2 separate regions of the Mus musculus genome follow, and region 1 is linked to region 2. Evidence: chromatin contacts called from ENCODE POLR2A ChIA-PET data. All regions are on one chromosome and are shown on one strand. Each heading gives the region's core, a stretch centred on a gene start or an enhancer-like site at or near the end of the contact. The rest is flanking DNA. Distances are from core to core; before and after follow the strand shown.

Region 1 (3,966 bases), core at 412-2,911, 150 kb before region 2:
CCTACTGAAGGCAGGAGGAAGCACATTTTTAACATACGCTTGAAGAATTTAGTCAAATATGGGAAGAAAAAAAAAAAAAAGGAAAGAAAGATCTCTTAGGAAGTGTAAAAAGAGAAGAAGAAAGTATTTTTCTTCAGTCTGAAATAAGATGGCAAAATACCTAGACAACATCGTAAGGTAAATAAATCATGGGCAAATGTTTGCCACCGGAAATTTAAAGACGAGGGCACCAGGGCACCTGGGAATGAAGGGCAGAAGCTACATAGTGCAGGCAGAGACCGATATGTACACCCTTCTAAATCTGATTGACTCAAAATGTGACCCAGCCTTGGGTCATACACATCATGCAACAGGAATGGTGTCACCTGCCTATGGTAAAGGGGCATTTCAACTGTACTTAGTAAATCAAAGAAAACTGAGTTTCTTATCTTTGGTCCTTTCATCTGTCTGCCTGCCTGCCTGCCTGCCTGTCTGTCTGTCTGTCGATTACTGTGCTCTTCTCTGTGTGTCTGTGTAGCTCAGAGGGCCATCTCAGCTGTCATTTCTTAGGAGAGATTTTCTTATCTTTTGAGACAGGCCCTCTCACTGCATCTGAGTTCACTGATGACTAGCTGACCAGGGAGACCCAGGCATTTCCCTGTTTCTTCCTTTGCTGGGCACATAAGGATGTGCCACCCTGCCCAGCTTTCTGAGTTGGTTCTAGACACTGAACTCACATCCTAACTGAGCTGTCCTTCTGGCCTGTGCCTCCTTCCCAGACTCTTACCTGGAAACGTTAGGATGCCGCTGAGCATGGGGAAAACAATCCACAGACCGCAAGAAAAGCCTGGCAAAGCGTGGGTACGACAACCCTGCCCGCCGCATGGCGCCTGCCGGAGCGCCACACGCTGATGAGGTACCAGGGCACCCACGATCCCAGGACTAGGATAAAATCTCTGCACACCCTCGAGTCCCCTAAGCGAACCTTGGAGAATGCTGCATAACACAATGAGAAGGGTGGGCAGCTCAGAGGACGGCCATGTAACTGGTTCTAATTTCAGAGCAATGACTGCAGCTTGGAATGATGTCCCTGGCTATGGTTTCGAACCAACACCCTGCAGAACTCTTACCATCAATCACTGCTGCACTACACTTAACACTGAAGATCTACAGGGTTTTTACAACGTTGGGTTTGAAAGGCAGGAAATGACTGTCTCTAGAAGAGATGCGGTGTTATGCATATCTGACTATAAAATTCATAATGAGTTGTGATGACTGCACAGCTCATTGTAACTATCACCACGATTACCTAGTTAGTTTGTTTTTCGAGACAAAGTCTCATATACCCTAGCCTCAATTGGGTAACCTAGAATGACCTCCAACTGACCTTCCAGCCTCCTGAGATTATGCCTCATTTATGTGGTAGTAGGAGCTAAAAATAGGACTTCACATAGGCTAGACAAACATCCTCCCAACTGAGCTCCACCCCTAGCCCATAGAGTCTCAAAACTGAAGGAATTTCACACCATTCAACCTCAAGTCCTTCCTTCAGGAAGGAATTCCAAATCCTCAACGCAGGCAGCCTGGGCAGGAGCCATAGCTCTAGCTTCTCAGTGAGTGAGCCGTCCGGTTTCTTCAGCACACATAGCACCCTAGCAGAGACTCTGCTGCTGTGGGTGGCTTGTTCACTGTATTCCCTGGATGAGGAAACAGGAAGCAAGCACGGAATGATTCGCTGAAAGCAAGCGAGATTTTCTCAAGCCAAACCATGAGCCTGGGGCTCAGCTCAGTGCCAGGGCTCTCTCTCTTGCTTATTTATACCAGGCCTGAATCCCTGGCACCAGACAAATAAAAACTGCAGTTAGGAAAGTCAACTTTGAAGAGTTTTGCTTTCTTGGAAACAAATGCTCTATGTGGGTCAGATGCGCATACATCAGGCCTAACTGGACATGGGGTAAAGGAAGGGGTTCATCTCCACAGACAGTTCTCAGAGATGAAAACTTCTTGAGGGAAGAGATAAGGACAGTGGCCTGGTGGCACTGGTGGCAAAGGATGCGCTCTGTTCTGTAGTATTCCCGGAAGCAAATATGCTGGAAATACATTTGCCAGATTTTAGCATCAAACGGCTGGGGACCAATCTCTCAGTTGCTGACTTGGTTGAACATGCAATTAAAACAAAACAAAAAGAAGTCCAGTTTTTGTCAGGCATGGTGACACATACCTATAACCTAGCATTTGGGAGGCCAAGTAAGAGGATTACTAAGGGGGGATTGGGAAGGGAACCTGCGGTCTCTCTCCTTAATGATTGGGCAAGGTCAAGTGTGAAGTGACACCCTGTGAGTGCCACAGCCACCCTCTGAATCTCTGGTCCAGTGGGACCCTCCTGACCTAGTAGTACCTGGATTGATCTGCTTTTACAAGGGGCAATGATGGTAAACATTGAACTCACGTTACCAGTAGGAAGCCCAACCACAAACCTACCAGCAACAGCATTAGTGCCACGGAAAGCTAGCATGGACTCCAATTTTAGGCACACATTTTTGCAATTCTATTAGATAGGTTTCATTGCTATCCCCTTTTGATAGATGATGCACTCATTACCTGAAGCACAGAGAAGTTGATTAACTTGTCTAGGGTCACAGAGCACCTGCCTGCCAGACTCATACAGAGTTTCTGTTAAGACCTTTGCTAGCCACACTTGTAAGATATAAGTTCAAGAAGGGGATGGGAAATTTCCATAGCATCAAAGTACTTATTTAATAGTAGATAGACACCAAAATGTTCTGGGATGTTGAATTTTGACCTAAGGAGAAGGAACTAAGGTGCATATTTTACATATCAAAGCAGACCTGGCCTCTAGGTTCTCCCAGCATCCCTCAGTCCCTACCTGGCATGCCCTGCCTCCAATCTAAACATTGCAGCCCGGGCCTGGGCTGTCCTTCCTTATATAAAGCAGACATTTTGTACCCCCACCCCACTTCTCTCTCTGCTCATGTTCTTTCTCTTTCTCATCCCCCAAATCCCTTCTCCCCCTGCCCCCCCACCATGGTAACTTCCCTAGCCTCCTTCCTTAGGGCGAGTAAATTTACCCAAGAGCAGCTTCCCAATAAAACCTATGTGTATTTAATATAATCTAATCTGGCTCGAATCGGCTCACTTCACTGTCAGCGAACTAATTTATCACCAGTATTCCTGAATGAACTTCAGCATAAGAGCTATTTTGGGAATAGCCCAAATAGAAATCCAGTCTGGGGACTGGGGAGATTGCTTTGTGGTTAAGAGCACTGGCTGCTCCTCCTATAGGACCCAGGTTCAATTCCCGACGCCCACACGGGAGCTCACGACTATCTGTAACTCTAGTTCCAGAGGATCCGGCACCTTCTCACAGACACACATGCAAACAAAACACCAATGCACATAAAGGAAAGGGAGAAGAAAGAAACCCACGGGTAAGGCAGTTAGAGAGGGAGCCGCCAAAGAACAGCCATGCGAGGCATGAGGACTTCAGTTCAAATCCCGGCACCTACACGAAAAGTTGGTATATAGTTGAGTGCAATGTAACCCCAGCTCTGAGGGGCAGGGCACTGGGAGGCTCACCGAGCCTGCTTGCCGCCTGTTTGGTTCCAGGTTCAGCTAGTGTCTCTCTCAAGAGGATACAGCAGAGAAGATAGAAAGGCTGCCCAATGTCTTCCAGTGGCCTGTTTACATATCTGCACGCGCACGCACGCGCACACACACCATCATACCCACCACACATGAATATCCATACCACACGAACCACACACAGTGCCAATTCCAGAGTTAAAGAACAAAGCCAAGGCTGGGTCTGGGGTGGGGTTCAGGGTCAGGGCCCAGAATCAGAAGCAAAAGACCCCACACTCCACAAAAGCTCTCAGTAGTAAAAGAACAGCAAGCTTAAAGATCACTCGGCTCGTGTTTGGGGCCAGAGAAAAATCTCTCCAAGTCAGCTCCTGGACTAGCTGAGCC
Region 2 (3,397 bases), core at 25-2,524:
GCCACTTCAAACCTCAAAACTTAAACAGAATTTATTAAATAAACACAACCAAGAAAGGAATCGGGGCCAAGAAACCAGAGCGGCTCTCCATCCCTGGGGGAAAAGGGAACTTTCAAGTCCCGTCTCAAGTAACTGTGGTGTCCCGCCCTCAAAGACCCTAAAGCGGGCATCGGTTTCATCTTCTAAAATAACCATTGTTTGCCCTAAACAAATTTTATTTAAACTCGAATTCAAGATCTGCCAAAAAAAATGGCATTAAAAACAAGATCATTCGGTCTCGTACTCTGGAATTATCTGCAAACCCGACCTGAGCAGTACTAGTAAAGTAAGGACCCCAGACTTGAAAGCCCAATGAGGCAGGGCAAGCAGTGACCGAGGACCCAGCCGGCCGGCTCACACTTCGTTAGCCGGCTCCTCTGGAAGCCACAGGAAGCCCGCACGTTCAGCAAAGGAAGTCCCAGACCTTTCTTGGAGCAAGGCACCTCCCGGCTGCGCCTTTTACCGCGTTTCCTGCACCCGAGCCGTCCGGTCCGCAGCTCTCCCCCACCCGGCGCCCGGGGACTCACCTGGCGCGGAGTGTCAGCTAGCCACCCACGCCCGGGGACATGCGAGCGCAGGACAAACTCAAACCTGCCTAGGCTTACTCATCCGAGACTCGGGGCCGGCGGAGGGAGTGGGGTTTCAGGAGATTCCCACAAAGTTTCCCCTCCTGGGGACGCGCAGGCGCTGGGGCGCGCTCGGTGTGCCGGTCCGGGTCCCGGTCTCAGCCAGGTCCTCCCCGCCACTCACTCACCTCGGGAAAGAAGCTGTCCATTGTTCCGGCGCCCGCACCTTCCCGGCACGGCTCCAGTCGCGGAAGTCAGCGCAGCGGCAGGTCCCGGGAAGCCACGCGTGTCACGGTGCGCCTCGGGGCGACTCCAGCCCGCGGAGCCGCCGCTCTGCCATCCCCCGGTCGCTGCTGCTCCTCCGCACCTTTTGTCCGCGTCTCGGACCTCCTCTGTCCCAACCACAGCCTTTGTCTCTCCTTCCTCCAAGTTCCTCACTTCTGGGCGAAGTGCTCCCGGGAGGAGAACAGCTGGTGGCACATTCTTCCCGAGCTGGGGGAGGGCCGGCAAGGGGCTGGCGACGCGCCTGCCTCCCTTGGAGCTCCGCCGGGGGCGCTCGGTCCCAGCGGGGGTGGGGTGGACGACTTCGGATCACCAGCAAACCAACAACGGTGAGCTCTCCCGCCCCAGGCGCGGCCGGCTCTCACCAGCTCTCCGGTCTCGCTTACCCTTGTGCTCGGTCCGCCCCGCCCTCAATCCCAGCCCCCAATATATAACCACGCCTCCACGAGTAAAGCCACGCCTCCTACGGACCTGGCCCCGCCCCCAGAAACTCCTCCAACCTGCGGAGACTGAGCGTCTGCTCTCAAATATACCCAAACCCCGCCTACTCGACTCCTGGTCACGCCCATTATAGCCCCGCCCACAGCCTGCTCGGGCTTCCTACATGCCGCGCCCTCTCCCAGCTACCACCCAAACCACGCCCACCGGATGCGCGGCCCCGCCCCTCGGAGCCCTGCCCTGTGCTTTCCCTGAGAGCGGCGGGTGCGCGGAGTCCCAGCTACCGCCTAGATCCACTCTGAATCCATAGAGCAGTGTGCTTCTCCTGGGTCTTCTTGCCACCGGCCTAGGCGCTATTAGATGACTTGACTCTTCCCTCTGATCGTAGATACTAGAAAGTTACCCGGGACTGAAGAGGAGGGGCCCCACGGCGGTGAATGTTAGACACCCCAAGAACCTGCTCCACGTGGATCTCATCATTGCGACTCTATCGTGCGATCCCAGGACAGGAAGCGGAAAACAGGAATCTGAACTTTTGAAAGCTGCTTTTCCTTGTTGAGTTTCTCTGCTCCAAGTGGGTTTTTTGATAGCCACAGGGAAATGTTTTGTATACTGGAAGGGGACGTGTCCTATAGCACTTGTAACTGTAACCTCTTTTTCTGGACGTAAAGGAAGTAGAGCAGATGCGAGAGAGATGGGTAATTGCTCTCGGTTCACCAGGAGTCAGTCCTGATTCTCACCGAGACAACTCCAGCTTTATTGTGGCCAGGAATCTGGGGATCCTGTAACACGGACTGGGATTCCTAAGTCTGCTTTCCTAACAGGAGTCCAGAGGGCCCTCCAAAGCTGGTGCTTGGCCCACTGCAGAAAGAACTCCCAACAGCTCAGAAGGAGTTTCCTTCTGTAGCAGTTTAGCAAGATCAGGTCACCCAAGTACTGGATCTATGAACCCTTTGAACCAACCGGCTGGGTGTTGTCAGACTCACTCCGGAACCACACAGCTGGTCCAGCAGCAGGTTGTTAACTGGCAAGCTGGGAACAACAATGAACTGACTTGAGAAGTTCTACTTAAAGGATTTGTTAACTGCCAGCCGCTTGAGAAAGATACTTTCCAGGGCAGTCTTTCTGGAAACAGACACAGCCTTCACTATCCCAAGCTGCACCCTGCCTGGTTAGGTACCCGCTTCTTAGGTTTTTTTTTTTTTTTTTTTTTTTTTCCAGATGTTGGAAGATCAATCACATATTTGGCTTTTTCTTGATGTCCTATCCACCTGCAGTTGGGAGAGTCGAAGCTTGTGCTCAGACTGAATGAAATGGCTGAACATGTGAACCATCTTGTCATCTTTATTTGGGAATTTAAGCATTATTGAACTCCAAAGCATTACATTAGTGTTGGTGACCTTACTCCCATCTCCCCACTTTGAGGGAAGATTCAAGGTATAAACCAGTTAATGATACATGTGCTATGCCACGTGGCTGGTTTTTTCCACGGGTTTACACGAGGCTGAAGGAAGGTTAAGATGGAGCCAGAACAGATATCAAAAATGCTCAACACAACCAAAGTGCTTAGTCAAATGAGCTTTGCCACCAGCTGTGTTCAGGTAGGGCAGCTGAACAATTATGCCATTATCCCATTAATCTACACACATCTCTGCAAGAAAAATGATTTAAAGAGCTGGTTAGAGTATGTGGGTGTGAATTGGTTCCCAGCATCGGTCCTGTTCCAGACTCGTTGGGCAACCTTGGCCCCTGGCCTCTCAGAAGTCAACATCCGAGCCAATCCTAGCTCATCAGCTAAAACAGATGTGCTACGTTAACACAACACTTGGTAATAGAGAAGCCTGGAACTACCTAACTGTGTGGCCACTCTGGGCTTTCCCTTCTTTTTCTGCAGATTTAAAACTTTAAAAAAGAAACAAAACAAAACCTAAAGTCTGTTCATTTTTCCTTAGAGACAGGATCTGGAGTATCCCAGGATATTCTAGAATTCTCTGTGTAGCTTAAGGTGACTCTGAGCTTCTGATGTTCCCTGCCTCTAGGGCACTTTGGCATCCCCGAGAATAGAACCCAGA

What was found. ChIA-PET counts read pairs that join two places held with the same protein, here RNA polymerase II (POLR2A).
Region 1: POLR2A ChIA-PET joins it to region 2 with 10 read pairs in embryonic stem cell. The contact joins the enhancer-like site here to the promoter of Myo10 in region 2. POLR2A ChIA-PET finds 5 or more read pairs at or near these places in 4 of 5 experiments (Patski and embryonic stem cell).

What each region holds. Positions count from the first base shown.
Region 1 is chr15:25,765,579-25,769,544 of GRCm38, reverse strand. All of the region lies in intron 19 of Myo10 (myosin X), which reads right to left. Among named protein-coding and RNA genes, the nearest start is that of Retreg1, 76 kb to the left of the region's middle. Within about 2 kb of position 1,661, at least 1 of the 3 ENCODE cell types and tissues checked has a DNase peak (open chromatin) inside an H3K27ac peak, as active enhancers do.
Region 2 is chr15:25,620,427-25,623,823 of GRCm38, reverse strand. Myo10 (myosin X) reads right to left here and starts at 1,274. Exons shown (of 41, transcript NM_019472.2): 1 at 794-1,274. The coding sequence starts at 814.